Linked DNA regions of Mus musculus: all the other regions are linked to region 1. Evidence: chromatin loops called from intact Hi-C (ENCODE). Cell type or tissue: left cerebral cortex. All regions are shown on one strand. Each heading gives the region's core, and the rest is flanking DNA. Links, peaks and the distances in the headings are about the cores only. Region 1 holds the start of Ppfia2 (protein tyrosine phosphatase, receptor type, f polypeptide (PTPRF), interacting protein (liprin), alpha 2). Region 2 has its middle 55 kb from the start of Ppfia2. Region 3 has its middle 26 kb from the start of Ccdc59.

Region 1 (6,538 bases), core at 900-5,899:
GTAAACAAACAAACAAACAAACAATAAACAGTCTACAAAAACCAAATCAACTTTTATGGGCTAGGTTGGTTAATATGTGAGACCTCAGATTCTGATGTAATCTTATAAAGTACTTGTATGTACCATAAAACATAGTCTAACAATTCCCAAATGCACAGCTTGAGTGTATTAGGAGTAATTAAAATCCTATGAAGAGTATTTTATAGAACCCTGGCACAGTGCAGGTATGGTTATCCAGTATCTTGTGTATTGCACCCAGATATATCACATTTTGCTTTTATAGCCATTTTTGGAACTAAAATTGCAAACATTACACCATCACTGAGAGACGAGTGAGCTCACAGTTTGCTGAGGTAATTTGCCTTTTCATTATCCCTCTTTTATGTCAATGTGAAATATAATTGCATTAACCTCATCTAGATAGAGATGACTTGACACGTAAACTATTGAAGGTTTCAGGACCCAGTTTCAGACAGTGTAAATTTCATTTTTAAGAGAGAGAAAAATAATAACCCTGATTGGTTTAATTATCTCAGTGCTTAAATTTAGCACGAATAATTTTATATCAAGAAAACCAACTCCCACGCTGTCAGGATATAACCTTGACTGTCTTCTAAACCTCTCAGAATCCAAAATAAAAGTTTTGAATGCCCAGTGGAGTCATTCAGCAAGAATTTTGAGATCCAGTGTGATCCTTGGTAATATGTGTTCTTAGGAGCTATACCTATTCAGACAAGAACATTCCAAAAGACTTTTATTTCTGTAAGTCGATAACTTCATTTAATTATATTTCTAGAAATTATACACTACCACAGGCAAAGAAGCAGTCGTTCTCTGTAACAAGTTTCTTCTTCGGCAAAGGCTTACTTAGTCTTCGGAACCCTCCCAGCTCTGTCTCCGTTAAAGGAGTAATTCAGTAAGAGAAAGCCTAGCCATTGTCTGATTACATTACACGAATATTTCTCCTCCTCTTTAACTCTTTGAAATCCCCTGTCCTCGGGAAATATTCCTACCATGTCTAATGGAAGCATTTTCACTTTCTTTACCTCTGTGCCTGCTCGGATGGTCAAACAGCAAGCGTACCCCACACTGCTGGACAGTTACTGCTCAGCCACACCCCCACCACCCCGAAAGAAGTTGACTTCATAATTTCCACACTAAAATTGTTCATCAGCCCCAGGAGAGAACGAGCTAGGCAGGAGCTAGAAAAATCGGGGATGGAGAAGATGGGTGGAAAGCAAAGGTAACTAATACCCACAAGGAGGACTTTGCCTCTCCTCTTCCCTGGGGGCGGGGTGGGGCTGGGGAGGTGGTCAAGGGGGGAAAAAACCCGAAGCGGAAGAGAAACCATGCAACTCGAATACAGTTTCTGTACCTAATGTCTCTTATTTCAGGTCCTGTTTCTTCAATTGTCAATGACAACCGCAGTCTCGGCTGGAGGAGAGGTGAGGCTCACACCCAGCAGTCCTGGACCATTTCCTTAGCAACGGGAGGAGAAAGACAGCTTAGACACTCGCGAGCCCCAGCGTTCTCTTGGAACGTGCCCTGGCTTCCTAACGTGGCAGCAGTTCGGCATCTTCCCGTGGCTCCGTCAGCAGCCAAAAGGAGAAAGGTCCATCGGAAAAATGGCATATTACAAATTTTGCTTTGGGAAGCAGGGCTCGGTTCAGACCATTGTCAAAGGGAAGAGAGGGGGAGGCGGTTCTTAAAGCAGCCGCGGTCCCTTTGCCGCCCAAGCAGCGGCAGCCGCCGCCGCCGCCGCCACTTTCGCGTGCAGCAGGAGCCCCGGGGCGGAGAGATGGTAATCCGGGACTGGATCTGACTTTCAGAAACTTAACGTAGCATAACTTCTCCCCTTGGCATCCCGGGCCACCCAGAGAGGGTGAAGACGTGTCCCTCCAAACAGGAACTTTGGGGTGAAGTGTGGGAAGTACCTATATGGAAGGGACATTCTCCACCCAATACCCCACCCGGAGCCCCTGTGAAGTTTATGGTAAATGTTGGGAGTTTGATGGTTAAAAGGAAGTGAGTCCCCTGGGGATGCTAGAAGCAGGACAGGTCTTCTCTGGGTGCCCAGCCTACTTCTATTCTAGGGTGTATCCTTTCACTTAAAGGAGGTGCTTCTTTTCTGGGAAGGTAAGCAGAAACACACACACACACACACACACACACACACACACACACACACACACACATGCACACCACCCACCTCCGAAGACACCCCCGCCCCATCATCGCGCGCTGCCTCCGCCCGCTGCAACAATTTTTTTTTCCTTCCAGTCCCTCTGCAATTCATCTGCTTGCATCAGTTGGCCGACAGAACCAACCTGCTGGGAACTGAGTGAGGATGCTACAGCATCTTCTCACTTGCCTAGTGCAAGCCTAGGATACTCCTCCTTCTGTGTCTCCTCCCCTCCTCCTCCTTGGCAATCTCCACCTCCTCTTCCTCTGGAACAAGGGCTTCCCCTGGAAGCTGCCGCAGTGGTTTCCACCGGCGGCCCTTAAATAAATTCTGAAGTCATCACGTCTTTTCTCTCCTCCTCACGCACACGCGCTCGTGGATACATTCCACTCTTCTCCCCAAAAGCTTCTCCGGGGCTGCTGAGGATCACTCTGGTCTCAATGCTCCTGATGAGGGCGAGGACCACGGGTGATCTAAAGTATAAATGGGTTCTCTTTGCCCTGCCTGCGCTTTTCCCACACAATCATCTTTACAGGAAAGCTTGTGTTGGCATGTGCTTTTGAGAACTGGGAACCTTCCTGCTCTGTGGCCTTCTGTGTTTGCTGTGGCTCTCTGCCGCTTTCTTCTCTTGAATCAGAGGCAAGGTAGTCAAGCTCACCGGAACCTGAATCAGTCTAGGGTGTGGCTGGGTCTGTCACTTTGCCTTACCTCTTCAGGTCGCCTCCATTCATTGCCTTAGCGCTGAGGATCTCATGTTAAGTGTTCCCTGTCTGCATGACTGAATTTCAGCTTTCAATAGTCTGGCAGCCCCAAGAACATGTTCTAGTCCCCAGAAACTTTCCCCTCCCCCATTTCTCCTCCTCCCTCAAGCATCTCTGTCTCTCTCTGTGACTCTCTCCCTCCCTCTGTCTCTTTCCTCCCTCTTTTCCCTCTCCCCGACCGTGTGTGTGTGTGTGTGTGTGTGTGTGTGTGTGTGTGTGTCCATTCATATAGATCAAGAATAAGGAGACACCAGTAGATAAAAACCAATACATTAAGGAAATGTTTGAGAGAGGAAGATACTGATGCACTAAAGGAACACAAAGAGAATTAAGCATCAAGTAGACATTGAATAGAAGTTACAGCAAGGGTCCAGAGTAAGCAGTATTAGAAGCCCCAAAGAGCAGAATCCAGATTTCACTGAGAAATGATGTGCACATCCTGACTCACTGAAGTATGATCACTAGATGAAGTTCTTTTGGGGGAAGAACTTAACTAGTTGATGACTCTACAGTAAAGTTTAAGATGAGCCATATGATTTATATCCCTTTCTCTCCTGGACTGTTATTCAAGTTTCGCATCACAATGTAAGAATTGAGTGTAAAAATATTAAACATTAGTAGATGAATAGTATTATTGTTATATGCTACATAAAGTACTATTTCTCAAACATGCTCACTTGAGTGTCCTAGTTCTTTGTAGATGCTGGGACTCTAAGCCTCGGGTGGATCCTGAGAGGCCACACTCTTAACAATGTCTATACAATACACTGCATTGGTGTGAACAAAATCTCCCCCCTCAAAGAAGCTGTGTCTGTTGAGACTAATGGACTGATTGGAATGTTCCAGGTCCAGAGGCTAATTATTTTGTCTCACGCTAACATTGGCCGCTAGGAACAGTCATTCCCTATCAAAATGGAGAAAGGTTCGTATAAGAAGTTTGCAAAAGCACTAGATTATCCCATTAGCAAGAACACAAGAAACACCATTGTGAATGTTCCTATAGCTTATTGTCCATCCAATTCAGCATACAATATATATATATATATCCAAGGCAGCTTCTTATAATGAACCTTGCTTGGTCTCAACCCCCATAGCCATGCATCCTTCAGGTCAAAGGTGCTGTCTGTCTCAACCTTATAATTCCTGAGAAGTTCCAAAATGATACTAGTCCAGCTATCTCAGCATCCCACATTGATAACCACTGCCTAAATATTCACAGAAATGTAAAAAAATAAAGGAGCTACTAAATATCCATTCATGAAGTGAAAAGTCTTTTTGTACTTTTTATTATATATGAACAGTTTTAATGTTAAGGCCATCACTGGCTTCCACTGATTTTAATAGATGGTAAATTAAACAGTATGGTGAACTAAAACTATCTCCATATAATTGTCTACATTTAGTAGTATTAGTGCATAAGATGAAAATATGAATTTAGTTCGTAGATACATATAGGATCATGGTCATAGATATATAATGCTTCTTTTGTACATTTTATTACAAATATTACTTTCTATATTTATTGTTTAAAAGGAGTATAGCACAAAACTACTTTTATGTATACTATAGTGGGTGATTTTTCAATTATACATGTCCTGAGTATCAAATGAAATAATAGTATTAGCCAGAATCTCTAAAGAACAGACCCAATATAATGAAAATACATAAATGGATTATAGATTGTGGTCTGGCTGGTTTTACAATGCCTGTCTCTCAATGGAAAGGCTAAGAATCCTGTATTCTTTGAGTGCACCAGGCTGTATGCGATGCCAAAGATATAAGTTCTGGTACCAGGAAAGGAATTTCTCAACCACAGGATAGATGAAACTGTCCATGAAAGAGAGAGCAAGCAGGGAAAGTATCAACAGCTTTGTGTTTCCTGGTCCTTTTATGTGGGCTGCTATCAGAAGGTATGACCCTGGTTTAATGTGTCTCCTCGAATGACCCAATCAAGAATATCCCACAGAGGTATATTCAGCAGCTTGGGTTATAGTTAATTCCAAATATGGTAAAGTTGAATATCAAGATGTCAACTTGTGAACTTGACAAACAAAATTCCACCTCTTTATGTCATACATAATTTCCAAATGAAAAAAATAGCCAGCATAATTCTACCTAGCATGACACATCTGTCCCACTTAGAAACCTCAAATGAGTTATATATTTTATCACAGGTGGCAATGGGCAATGTCCGCGGTGGAATGATTGGCCTTTTAGTACATTATATCTGCTGTGTGTGTGTGTGTGTGTGTGTGTGTGTGTGTGTGTGTGTGTATGTGTGTGTGTGTGTTTATGTATATATATATATATATATATATATATATATATGTATGTATATATATATATGCAATGTATATAGTATTTCAAACTGTGATGGAAGCACATTATTGCAATGTGCACTTCTGCATATGGTCATGTACCCTCTACTAGTGGCTATAAATACCGTCTTCTATTACACATTCTATTTTCTCCCACCCTTAGAAAGCGCCTCAGTAGTTCTTGAGAACTGAAAGGAGTGACTCTTACCTTCGTTCATGAAGAATTCAGATCTGTTGTGTCCTTCCTGGATTGGATTTTTTTAGTTCTCGATTGACTTTAAACACAATACATAACAACAAGAAATGCCCTAAAGGATTCTGTGCAGCTCCTGCATAATCTTCCTTATCTCCATTGCAAGGAAGCAACACAATTTTCCCATGCAGCATGCGTGCAATAGACTTTCCCATGGCATCCAGCTGTGTAAAGCCTATCCCCATAGAACTTCCTTGACTCCCCTGCAATTAATGTCTCTACCAAAGCAATGATGCTGGCAAGAAGTGTCCTCTCCTACCTTTAGCAATGCAGCTTAGCTTTTTAGAGACACTATACTGAAGTTACCATTCACCATGAGACCTTCAGTCTCCTGAGAAAATCTGATGATCGTGATGAGAAATATTCTGTAAGTTTTTCATAGTTTCTCTGTCTCTACTTTGAACTTTGAGATATTGAAACAGAAGGTCCATGAAATGCCCATAAAGCACTATGGTGTATCATGGCTTTGAGCCCCTTAATTCTGTTAAATCTTAAATTCCACTACAGTTCCTCTGCACAAGTCATTCGTAGAATCTCAATACTGGGTAGTTTGGATCAATAAATCCTCCTAACACTGTTATTCCTTTCTTAGCCTCTTGGGCTTAAGAACATCAGAGGCATAACCAGGGAAAGTAACCAGGGGAAGGAAGTCCATTGAACTTTTTATTCAATGGAATGTTTGCTTTGTCTCCTGGCAGGAGGACTCCCCTGTCAGGACCCAAAACTTCTAGGTCAGCAGAACTTAAGGCCACAGGAACAGGAAGCAAAATCTTTCATTGTACATCACTAGAGATGTTGTGATAGTGAGTTGGAACACTGCCAATTAGTGATACAAAAACAATTCATGATGTGTGCGAAAAATGTTTTATGTTAATGCTAATCAAGATGGATTCGAATGTATAATACAGTTTCATAAGATAATGCGCCAAAGAAAATAAGTAATTAAGGATAAGCAATGAAAATAACAAAGATTTAGTAAATAACAAATTAATTTTTCACATATAAGGATGGTTTCGATACAAAT
Region 2 (6,538 bases), core at 759-5,758, 53 kb after region 1:
GAAAGAATTTCATCCTTATGGGTTGAAAGAATAAGCAAAATGATAACCAAATTATTTTCTAATCTTACAGAAACACACTTCCTAAAGCCTGCGTGGCAGTAGAAATTTGGCAAGGGCTTTGCACATCAAATTGTTCTCAGGATAAATATTGAGGTGAGGAGACATTTTGAAGGCCTACAATGCAATGTGGGAGATTCCAAGTGGGGGAGGGGACAAAATGGGCATCTTATCAGTCCTGAGAAGTTAAATATTTGGATAGAGAGAATTCTGTTTTTAATAAATAAAACAAAAGAAAACAACCAAAATGAAACACTGTGTGGAATCACAGAGTAGAAATGGGTTTGCATTAATGAAATAACATAAATATAATTAGGACATTGTCAATAGAACTCAATAGAACACTTGCTCTTGCAATGTGGAACATCTAGACAGGAATTGGTAAATAGCAGTCACTGAGTCATAACAATATTGTAAAAATGAACCTTCTTAGACAAAGGGAAGAAAAAAATGAACACAAACAAGCATGTAACATATCTTGGAAACTTTAGTAACATCTAGGTTTCCTAACTCTATTTCATCTTATGTAGTTATTTATATTTGTATAGCCATCAGGCTACTTATGTGTGTGTGTGTCCATGTGGAGGGGAAGAGGGATGTGGGGTGGGGGCGGGGCTGGGATTGTAACAAAATGTTAGAAATATCCATGATAGAGAGATAAACTCAAAGAAGCCATAATAAGAAAAATAGACTCATAATATTATCATTGAGAACAATTATAGTTTCAGATAATAAAACCTCGATTCTATCTTGCTGATCAATGTTTCATTATGCTTTTCAGTACCATGTTCTTTTGATGATATAGTTCTATACTATACTTTGATATCAGGGATGGTGATAGCAACACTGGTATTTTCATTTTCAGGATAGTTGGGCTGTTTAGCTATCCTTGATCTTATGTGTTTCCATATGAATTTTATGATTTCTTTTCAAATTCTTAGGATAATTACATTGAAATTTTGATGAAGATTATATTCAATGTGTATGTAGCTTTTTGGTAGAATGGCCAGTTTCTCAATATTAATTCTTCCCTTTTTTCATTAATTAATTTATTAATTTTACATCCTGACTGCAGTCCCCTCAGTCCTCTCCTCCCAGTACCCCTTAAATCTCCTTCCCTGTATTCTCCCCCTTATTCTCCTCAGAGAAATGGAACCTCCTTCTGATTCCAGCTAACAACCTATCTTGGCATATTAGGTCTCATCAGGTCAAAGAGCATCCTCTCCCACTGAGGCCAGACAAGGCAGCCCAGCTAGGGGAAAATGAATCAAATAACAAATGCACCTTTGTGAAATTAAAAAGAATCTGCATAGTAATGTAGCTGTCCAGCAGCTATGGAGAACTGGGTACCTGAAAGGGAGGCTGGAAATGAAAAAGGATGGGTGAACTAGAGAAGGATGAAGCCAAGACAAAGTTTTCTGATCAAAGCTCAAAGTTTAATTTTCAGCTCTGTGTTTATATAGGGAAAACCCCACACACCCATCCTTTGTTTGGGTTGGACTATGTTGCTTTGTTTCAGTTGGACAATGTTGCAAAGCAAGCTCAGCAGGCAGTCTGCTCCTGCAGGAAACTGCAAGTGTGACAAAGCAGAAGACTTCCACCTACCTTGGAAGACTCCACCCTAGGTGGGTTAGGTCAAGGAAGACCAACTGTGGCAAATAATTAAGGTCTTTTAGCCTGCTCAAGGCTGGGGGAAGGGCACAAGTGAAAACAACATCATTTGTATGAAGAGTCAGCCTAGAGAGCTGGCTTCTTTTTACAGAAGACTTTATTTTGGGTTATGATTTCAAAGGAGAGATTCATAATTTCAGGGAGAGGCATGCATGACAGCAGGTAACTGAAGCAGTAAATTGAGGCATCACATCTTTAGCCACAAACACAAAAGAGAGCCAACTGGAAGCAGAAGAAGAAATAAACTCCCCAAACCCACTCCCTGGGAACAAACTCCCTCGAGGAGAGAAGAACTGGGAAAAGATTTCCTTGCTACAAATCTGACATAGGATTAAAGTCTAGAATATACAAAGGGGAAAAAAGTACACACCAAGAAAACAAACAATCTAATTAAAAAGTAAGATCTGTAGCTAAACAAAGAGTTCTTAATAAATGCAAAAGTATGAAAACTATGTTTTAAAGGATCAAGGCTAAGCATCCTTAGCCATCAGAGAGATAAACATTAAAATTACTTTAAAATGCCACTGTGTCCTGGTCAGAGTGCCTAAGATAAATATATATATATATATATTTTAATGACAAGGAATATTGACATTGAATTGAGGAAAGGAGACCACTTAGTGTTGGGTGTGTTGAAACTACTGTGAAAAGTGATATGAACACCACCTCCCACTCCCCCACCCCACCCCTCCATCCCCGCCGAAGCTAGAAGTTATTTTGTGAACAGGTACTACCGTTCCTTGGCAGATACCCAAACAATGCTACATCTTATTACAGAGATAAATATCTCATCCACAGTAACGCTGCTCTATTCACAATAGGCAAGAAATGGAGACAGCCTAGACATCATAGATATCGATATCAGCAGCTAATAAATGGAGCCTTATGAAATTAAAATGTATAATTACTTGGGATTTTTCTAAGCCTGTCCCAGCTCCCGGATAAGGACATGGAGAATTATCTATGTATTTATGACTTTGGCTCTAGCTTAGACTTGCTCCCCAAGTAACTCTTAATGTACATCAACCCCCTTACACCATTTTATGTCTGTCGTGTTGCTGGTTAGTTACCTCTCCCCAGTTTCATATGATGTCTTACCTACTCGCTCCCCCTCAGTGATCATCAGACTTTTATTGACAAGTGAATGCTTTCACACTGTGCATAAGAGTTTATCCCTGCAAAATCATTTATGCCCATTAAAGGGTACCATGGCTTGTGTGATGAGGCAGCCCAGAGAATGGGAAAATGGCTTTACATCTGCCAGAGGGTTATGTTGCAGGATATTGGACCATCTCGTGAACCCTGAGATGGTGAACAGGGTAAAATCTGTTTCTAGTGATATAGCTCAGCACTTACAGACTCCTTTAATCCAAGAGCTATCTGTTTAGTGTAAACAAGGCTTTGTGGTGTCCCTCAGCTCTAGCATACACCTTTAGCCCAAGAGCTCTATGTAAACAAGAGCTAAATAAAGTCAATGACAGGCAAAGCAAGCAACCAGTTGAGAGTGAGTGAACACAGGAAAACTCAGGAAAGAGACAGAAGGGTCTTTGAGTGAAAGGGTATTTAAGACAGTGTGAAGAAGGAGAAAGGGCATTTTTCTTCCTCGGTATCACTGGAGTAGGAAGGTCAGCTGGGTGCGTTCTCTGCCTCTCTGAACTATCAGGCTTTCACCACAGTATCTGGCTCCTGATTCTTCATTTGATAAATCAGACATTTGTGATTTCATATTAAAAACAACAGGATTAGATTCTAGAATATACACAGAGCTAAAAAACAAAAATTAGACATGAAGAAAACAAACAACCTAATTAAAACTGGGCCGTGATTTTAAAAGAGTTCTCAAAAGAGAAAACATAAACGGCTGACAAATTTAAATTTAATGGAGAACATTTGTAAAAATGCTTAACATCATAAGTCATAGGAAAAATGATAATGAAAATTACTTTGAGATTTTTATCTTCCCCCAGTCAGAATGATAAAGAGCAAAGAAACAAAGCACCACAGATGTTGGTGTGGATGTCTGTCCGTGGAGGGGGAGCAGTTAGTCACTGCTGGTGGGAGTGTAAACTAGTATAGCCACTATGTAAATCAGTGTGGAGGTTCCTCACAAAACTGAAAATAGACTTACCATATGATCCAGCTATCCACTTTTGAGCATAAACAAAGGATTTTATAACCTACTACAGAGATAATTGCTCCTCCATGTTCATTTCTACTCTATTCACAATAGCCAAGAACTTGAGACTACCTAGATGTCCATTAACTGATAAACAGATAAATGAAATGTGGTATATATACAGAATTTCATTCAGCTGTAAAAGAAAAATAAACATAAATGGGTGAGTTAGTGATAATCATTCCCAGGGAGTCAACTAAGACCCAGAAAGCCAGATGTGGTACATGTTCCCTGATAAGTGGATGCTAGCTTCACTCTTTTGATATGTGCCCATGGAAGACAGGAAGCTAATAAGGGGCCATGGAGAATTTCATAGGCAGGGGATAGAATATAAGTGATTTGAAGATGGGAAGGGGAATAATGGAACAGAGCAGGTTAAGTTGTGTGTGTGTGTGTGTGTGTAGGTAAGTGGGTATCTAGCACTACAGTCTTGTAAAGTAGCTGTATAAAAACATGCTAGTTAAGTTGTATGTGTGTGTGTGTGTGTGTGTGTGTGTGTAGGTAGGTGGGTAACTAGCACTACAGTCTTTTAAAGTACCTGTATAAAAACATGCTAGTATAGAAGTTTCCAAAAACATATACATGTAAACATAAAATGTATTTCACTTGATGCTGCCCCAAATAGGGGCTTGTCATTGAATTGTTCCACTTGGCCTCAAACTAACTCTGGCAACTTGTTCTAATCATCTGGCTCCTTCTTATGCTCTGGCTTCAGCTGCCTCTGCTGACCTGCCCTGACCTGCATGAACTCACTAAGGAACTCAACTCCCCTGCACTGCACACACTGCACTGACTCCCAACTGACTGCACTGCTTTTTGAAAGCTTCTCTGTGCTGTTCTCATGAAAATTAGGCATATCCAATCTCTGACTTATTCTGTCAAATCTCTTTCTGATTTGTCATTTTGCCCCTCATTTAGACATTGATTTCAAACAGGACTGTTTTCATCTAAAAACTATCCCGACTTATATTGTTTGGCAGTAAAAGTATATTCTAAGGGCATGTCTGCATTCCAGCAAGAGGGATTAAAGGTGGCGTCTCTGTCTTCCAATTAGATCACACAGACATAAGTCTGTGTATGTGATTCCTTACCAAAGCAGCCTTGTTTGCAGGATTAAAATTCCTCTACAATTTATACAATAGAAAATGAGCTCAAAAATTCCCACCTCTGGCTGAGAAGATATTAGCAGTTTATGGCTACTTGGGCGAGAACACTTGGATTTCATCAAAGAACCAGTCATTGATAGGTTACTTATATTCCTGTATATTAATATAGATTGTCTCATGCTCATGCAGCATGCACATACTGGCAACACTAAGTAGGCTTTTGTTGTTGTTGTTGCTTTTGAACTCAGAAATTTGAAAGGGTAAAATGGTAGAAAAGGACAGTACCCGACTGGGAGAGAATGGAGAAGAATGTGAGCAAAAACGTTATATTCATGAATTAAATCTCAAACAAATGCAAAACCAGAATAAATAAAATGAGAGGCAAAGTTTACTCAAGGGAAATATTACATCAGAATGAAAAGAGTGCAGTAATACTTGAGAGGCTCTCACAAAGCAATTTCTGAAATCACACCTTCTCTTATTTTAAAATGGTAATCATAGCTGATATAATAAATATTATATGAGCAACGAATATAGAAAACACAAAGATTCAAGAATGAGAGTGAGGCGTAAGCCCTCAGGTTTGGCACTCACTCGTGCTTGGAACAGAGCCAAGAACCTTCTTTCTGGGAAGCAATTTCATTTCAGCCATTTTATAAAAAAATGTCTTTAGCAATAATACATACCCTTTGACCTACAGTGTTCTTTTCTGTTATCCTATTGAGGACAACAAATATTCTGACAAAGATTAATGATGTGGCATTACTTTTAATATCGAGGTATTGAAAACCACTTACTCGTTTAAAGTCAGAAAGATGATGAAATGTATATTGACACATCCGTTTGCTACTTGGAGTCAAGATTATGGATAGACAAATCCAGATTCTCTGTCTGTACTTGTCTTTCAGTCTTTCTTCCTTCGAGAACAAAAAGAGTTTAATTAATTAACCCACTTCAGGACATTTTGTAAGGATGATATTTGTATGCTCTCTCAAACACATATGAAATAGAAATGCTAGTTTAAGAAGTATTACATGTAGCAGAGGATGGCCGAGTCGGCCATCAATGGGAGGAGAGGCCCTTGGTATTGTGAAGAGCATATGCCCCAGTACAGGAGAATGCCAGGGCCAGGAAGCGGAAGTGGAAGGGTTGGGGAGCATGGCAGGTGGACGGTATAGGGGGCTTTGGGGATAGCATTTGAAATGTAAATGAAGAAACTATCTAATAAAAAAAAGAAGTATTATAAGTAAACGTTGTTTGAATAGAGTCACATGACACTGTCCACTCACTCATACAAAAGATATAGTACATTATCCCATTTTCATTTTTTCCTGTCCATCCAGTTCTGAGGATTTGTTCACATGGTCTATATCTTCCTGTATTTGATCTGAATCTGGAGCTAGTGACTTGTAAACTGAGCTCTGTCAGGTGTTACTTCAGAGCTGTCATTGCAAACAAGGCTAGTTTGCCTCAGTGTAGGAGTTAGAATGCAAACAAATGGTATTTCTGGGGTGTTTCCTCAGGGAAG
Region 3 (6,538 bases), core at 566-5,565, 600 kb after region 1:
AAACCAAAAACCCCACCAACACTAACAAAAAACAGAAACTGCAGCCAGCTATATGCTCTTCAGTCTACAATGTTGACTTGTCTTCATGATAGGTTGATGGAAGAGTGGCACAAAAGCTGTGGAAATAACCAATAACTGTCTGGTTGGATTTAAGGCTCACTCTGTGATTTGGAACCCATCCCCAACACTGTTCAGGTGTCCAAGAACCTGAAACTAGATAGGTTATGGAACTAGAAAAGAACAAATATTACTGTTCTGCTAAAGAAACAGGAATAAAATGACTTCTTATGACATTCTGCAAGTGTCCGTAGATAGATCAGTATCTCACTGAGCCAGCATCCAAGAAGCTTCATCTTGAAGGAGATGGCAATTAATACAGAGACCCACAACTAGACAAAGTGCAAAACATGAGAGACCTTGGAACACTCCATCCTACATGGGATGTCTTCATCAAACCCCTCACTTTAAAGTTCAGGGAATTTTTGCTGAAAGAAGAGGTGGAAAGTTTGTAATAGTCACTGGGAATGGAAGGCACCAAGGAAACAAGGCCTTCCAGAAACAAAATAACTGAAATGCATATGAACTCACAGAGAACTTACTGTGGTAATGGGCACTGGGTCTACACAGGTTCAAGCCAGATGGGGTCCTAGTGCTGAGAGAGGAACAAGCTATCTCCAAGTGACAACTGCTCACAAAGAAAAACTCAGTCTTCTCCAGTAGGATGTGATTGGGTACATAAACCATAGGTAAGGGCAGCTCCCATGCCCAGCAGCAGACAACCATCACATGATTGGGTCTATAAACCACAGTTAAAGGTACCTCCCATGCCCAGCAGCAGATGGGCATCACAAAGGGAAGCCAATGATCCTTGTGGAGATGTTTTGTCTCATAATACTTTGGATTGGCACCTGTATTGTGAAACATATGTTTTATTTTTAAATTCTGAATTGGGAGAGTTTATCCCATGAATGAGAAAATTTTACTCTGAGACTTATGATTTATAATACATTATAAAAATATCTTACCAGTTTTGATCCTGTTATGTCTGACAAGGTTTATTTGATGTGCAGATATATTTGTAAGTTCTTGTAGTGAAATAAACCCTTTTTTCTTCAAGGTACTACTTGATTTTTCCTCAGTGCTAGAAAAGCTTGGATCATCAAGTACATATGCAAATGTTACAAATGTATTTATTCATATGTCTGTTACAGGTGTGAGGATTTATGTGCATGTGTGTGCACTGGTGTGTGGAAGCCAGATACTGATGTCAGATGTCTTTTCTATTACTCTCTACATTATATGTTAAAGCATGGTCTCTCAGCTCAGTCCAGAGCTCGCCACATCAGCCAATCTAGCCAACCAGATTGCTGCAGGAACCCCACCTCTGCCTCCAGGGCTCTGGGATTACAAGCAGGCTGCTATATGCTCAACTTGCATTTACCTGATTGAGTTCTGGTCCCCATGTGTGATGGTTTGAATAAGATTGGCCCACACAGACTCATGTGTCTCAATGATTGGCCCATAAGGCATGGCACTTTTAGAAGGTGTGGCCTTGTTGGAGAGAGTGTGTTATTGTTGGTGGAAGTGTGTCACTGTTGGTGTGGGCTTTGAAGTCTTATATACTCAAGCTATGCTCAGTGTGGCACACAGTCCCCCTTCTGCTACCTGCAGATCAAGATGTAGAACTCTCAGCTCATTCTCCAGCCCTATGTCTGCCTGTATACTGCCATACTTCTTGCCTTGGTAATAATGAACTAAACCTCTGAAACTGTAAGCCAACTTCAATGAAATGTTTTCCTTTGTAAGAGTTGCTGTGGTTTGGATGTCTCTTCACAGCAATAGAGACCGTAAGAGATCACGCTTGTAAGATAGCGGGCTCTGTGTCCACAGATCTATATTTTCCTTTATACTTCATAAGCCCATTTTCAAATGAGCATACTTCATAAGACTTAGGTTTCCATGATTCATAACTCCATTTGTGTCTTGCACACACGTGCCTCTGTGTGTGTGTGTGTGTGTGAGTGTGTGTGTGTGTGTGTGTGAGTGTGTATGTGTGTGTGTGAATGTGTGTGTGTGATTGTGTGTGTGAGTGTGTGTGTGTGTGTGAATGTGTGTGTGTGAGTGTGTGTGAGTGTGTGTGTGAGTGTGTGTGTGAGTGTGTGTGTGTGTGAGTGTGTGTGTGTGTGTGTGTGTGTGTGCTGAGAATTGCATCTGGAGTTAGCAAATGATGGTCGAATGAGCTGTATTCTCAACCGTAAATACAAATTGGAAAGTACTGAAGTTAAATTTGTTTCCATTAGCAAGGTACTATGTGAAATATTTTTAAGGGGAAATCTCAACAGTGGTAATTTTTAGAGTATATTATCTGGATATTTATTTTAAATTTTAAAGTTTTTCTACAAAATGCATTTGTTCAAGGAATTTTAGACTCAGAGTAAAATTTTAAACCACTGTAAATACTTTCTTGTCCCTATTTAATTTTATTTATATTGTTATTTTTTTAGAGTATATTAACACATGTCTCTACATATTAAAATAAGTACATACTTATACACCAAATACTATAGCTTGACAACAGACAGAACTCTATCTGGGACAAAAACTAAGTGGATATAGCAAACTCAGAGTAATGAAGTTGGTCTGATAGAGCATTAACTTAGCACTAGGCTTCCTGACTTAAAAAAAAAATTGACACAACAAAACCAGCTCTACTGTGCTGTCACATAACAGACAAGTGGCCCACGGGGCTTTTATAACCTTTGCCTGATTGAATTACTGTCCCTGAGAGGTTCAGTGGAGCGTTTCCTACTTCATCCAGTCTCCACCATTCTAATATTTATAAATAGCCAAAAGCAGCAGGCCACAATCAAAAACAGCACTGGAATAACGAAGGTTTTCAAAACATCTAAAAACAGCCCATTTATAAATTCATTCAATTAGCCCTGTCTTCGCTTGTTGGGTACAGGGTGTGTTCAGGTTTCCTACAGGGTATGCAAATGAGCAGGAACTTTACAGATATCTACTGTGGCTGCTCACAGAAGACTGTTTCTATGTCTAGTCTCACATTAGAGCACTGTTCATCTTAAGAAATGGATGGTAAAAAATAACATGCACTTACTATTGTACAGTCATTTGCAATTTTTCATAGCTTTGGTCTTTAAAAAAATAATAAGTAGGAGTCACATCAAATATATGCCATGTTATATCAATTTCATGTTACTTGTATTGTTATATTCATAAACCAAATTTATGCCCCAAATTTCTTTCTCCCTTTCAAAAAAAGACCTAGGTTCATCCCTAAATTCAACAATACATGGAAGGCATGAAAATATTTAGGTAAGGTTTGGTTGTGTAGGAGTAACTGTGATCAATGAAAACACCTAAATGAGTAAATATTTTGAATTCTTTAAATTTATTCCATAAATCAGTAAAATGATACATTTAAAAATTATTTTCAATCCCTCGCTAGCAAAAAACAGTTGCTTGTCTGCCCTCTGCTGGCTTTGAGAGGATAGTTCAACTTTACAAAGAGTATATTTGCACAGTAGTTTAGCACAGAAAAATGAGAAACACTTGTAAACGCTTTAAACACTACACAATTATTTAAGCTATAATTAAAATCTAAGTAAAAATTAACCGTTCGTATACTTCTTTCAGGACTAAAGCACAGCTTAGAGTCAGAAGATCTGGAAAGTGAGGCTATCAGCATGAAATCAAGTTAATTGGAAGTTTTTAAGCAGACAAAGAGAAAAACCAAAAGAGCCCCAAAAGCAGAAAATCATTTAGTATTTACAAATAATACGGGTTGAACACAGAGTCAAGCATGTGCTAATAATTTATGATGAGATAATTGTTCTTATTTATAGAAAAAAACAGAGGCCTCATCCACAAACCTCACATAAAACTAAATTTTAGGCAGCAGTCTAAAAACGTTAAATAGAAAACTCTAAATCTATAGAAAGACTACTAGCAGTTTGAAGAATTGTTTGTCAGTAGGGACTGTCAGAAGTAAGAAACTGGGAAAGTCACAGAAGAAATGACCGGCACAGTGTACTGCAAATGCATTTTTGTAAGAGGAACACTCGGTAAAGGCAGAGGCAAAGATCGGTGTCAAAAACAGCACGAGGCATACTGTACAATTGCACAAATTCTCTGATTGCAAAGTCTGACCATGGAGCAGTGAGAAAACAAAAATAGTTCCATGGAAAAAAATAAAGATTTATTTAAAAGAAATGCCTAAAAGAAATCTAAGCTCACCGTGACAATGTTCATCTGTAACTCAGGAGACTGTGGTAGGAGAATCAGGAGTTCAAAGCTAGCCTGAACTAGTCAAAGCTGCTTTTCTCACAAAAAAAAAAAAAAAAAAAAAAAAAAAAGTGGAAATGTGGTAGAGGGGAGAGAAGACATAGAAAGAAAAATTTAAACCACCAGTAAGTGTGTAAAAGTTTTAGAACCCACATTATTAATCTAGGAAAATAAAATAAAATGTGATATATATATATGTTTGTGTGTGTGTGTATACACACACATACATATATATGTATATATAAATACATATAGAATATATAATACATATATAATGTATAATATATATGTATATTTAAATGAAGATTATAAATCATTGATGACCAAAATTGGAAACAATAGCATCACATCTAATCTGCTGCAAAAGTTATAATATATTTTGGCGCTAATTGTAAATTATAAATGCATGTACATTTCACACATATAATTTTGGTGAAGCAATTCTACTTAGAATTTATCCAACAAAAATTTCAATAGGTCACTACCCAAGAATATTCAGATATGAGTACATGATACATTTGGTGCGGCAAAAAGCAGCAAAACTCAAATATGAGAAAAATAAGATTAAATTTTTGTATAGCCATCCTATTATACAATTATTAGAAGAATCTTTTAGAAATGTATGCACTGATCATAAAGATGAATCACTCAGATGGATCATAATGAGTCATTAAGGAAAGTATAGATGATGATATAACATTTATATATGATTGAGAGAGAGAGAGAGCGAGAGAGCGAGAGAGAGAGAGAGAGAGAGAGAGAGAGAGAGAGAGAGAGAGAGAGAGAGAGAAATGTCAGGAAATGACTAAATCCTTTATATTAACTAACAAGGAGGTACGAATGGGTAGGGTGGAAATAATTTTCAGCTTTATATTTCTTTATAAATCTTCAGTACTTGGTAACATTTTAATTATTTCAGTTAGGACGGTATTAATATGTTAATGACATCGCTTAGTTTGCACAGTCAACAGGAAGTACTCATATATCACATCTTTAAGGATGTGTAGGACAATTGCTTGAACTGTTTCTTTTTTTTAATTTTAAACAAATTTTTCATTAGATAATTTCATCATTTACATTTCAAATGCTATCCCGAAAAAGTCCCCTATACCCTTCCCCTGCCCTGCTCCCCAACCCACCCACTCCCCCTTCCTGGCCCTGGCATCTTAATTCCTCTTCTTAGCATATCCTTAAGCTCCCTAGTGGCTTTTGGATTTAGCCTTCTAACCCAGTTCCTGCCTACAGCTGTAGGCTTACAGATTACCCATAGTAAGTGTCTCTCCAAGTAGCATTTCATGTGATTCCTTCCGGTTGGCTGTGATAGCAGGTTCTGGCGATGGATGCCCAAAATAGCTTCCAAAATTATTCCAGGAAAAAAAAAAAAGACAGTGCACTATTTTGTTTTGTTCTTTTTTCTTCATCCTTGGCTCCACACTAGAATCAACTAGGGAACAAACAAAACACCCTGCTTTGCTGTACTTTCCCTATCTTGGAGCTACACAAGGTTTACTAAGCTACTATTTTCAGATGGCTCTCCAGGTGATTCTGCAGCAAAGCGGGGATTTAACATTATTAGCAAGCCTTAAACCTGTGCCGCAGAAGCGCCTGGAGTCTGCTTGGTGCCTCAGCCTGGCATCCTGAAGAGGAAGACCAACTGGAACAATACATAAGAGGAAAGTAGGTTTTTCACTATGGTACTGTATGCCATTGCTGTATTTCCCCCATTTCACACTATCTTAAATTGGCTTCATTGTGTGGAATGTGTATGGTTCTTCCTATTTAAATATTTTGTTTGGTGAGTAAATTTATGTTGTTGCACAAGGACCACTGTGACTGAGTGTGATGGATAATCTTGCTTGTCAACTTGAATGTATCTGGTATTAACGAAAACACATCTTGATATGCACCCTTTTTGAACTTTTTGAAGAATTTTTTTTGTCAGATTATCTGAAACCAGATTGCCCTCCCTGAACCTCAGCAGCACCTTCTAGAGGCAGCAACAGAGGAACTCTGACAAATTCTAGAAGAATTCATTCACCATCATTTTCCAAATCTCCCCATATCCATTTATAATCTACCCCAGCCCCTAAGACAGCCACTGGTTTTCTTATTATTTATCGTTTTCACTTTCTTAGACCATGGACACTTCCTTCACTTAGCACAATATGGTCATGTATAACTGGTTTCTTATTTCTTGATGCTAGGCAGCCTTCTGTAGTTTATGTAGTCTCCA

What was found. A loop is a pair of places that touch in the nucleus more often than their neighbours do. Peaks named below come from ENCODE experiments on the same cell type or tissue, not always from the same donor. Only the 100,000 strongest peaks of a DNase experiment are listed, where the experiment ranks them.
Region 2: it touches region 1 in a loop (8-fold over the local background); 2 of 42 quality-filtered maps call a loop at or near these places.
Region 3: it touches region 1 in a loop (5-fold over the local background); 4 of 42 quality-filtered maps call a loop at or near these places.

The regions. Positions count from the first base shown.
Region 1 is chr10:106,465,429-106,471,966 of GRCm38, reverse strand. It overlaps Ppfia2 (protein tyrosine phosphatase, receptor type, f polypeptide (PTPRF), interacting protein (liprin), alpha 2), which reads right to left and starts at 1,657. Exons shown (of 32, transcript NM_001205341.1): 1 at 1,376-1,657. In left cerebral cortex, for the core only: no CTCF peak of the experiment used is centred there; DNase peaks (open chromatin) are centred at 1,116, 1,723, 2,454 and 3,332; H3K4me3 peaks cover 2,167 bases; H3K27ac peaks cover 2,021 bases.
Region 2 is chr10:106,412,450-106,418,987 of GRCm38, reverse strand. No RefSeq gene overlaps it. Among named protein-coding and RNA genes, the nearest start is that of Ppfia2, 55 kb to the left of the region's middle. In left cerebral cortex, for the core only: no CTCF peak of the experiment used is centred there; a DNase peak (open chromatin) is centred at 3,790.
Region 3 is chr10:105,864,490-105,871,027 of GRCm38, reverse strand. No RefSeq gene overlaps it. Among named protein-coding and RNA genes, the nearest start is that of Ccdc59, 26 kb to the right of the region's middle. In left cerebral cortex, for the core only: a CTCF peak has its summit at 3,496 (motif pointing left); a DNase peak (open chromatin) is centred at 3,496.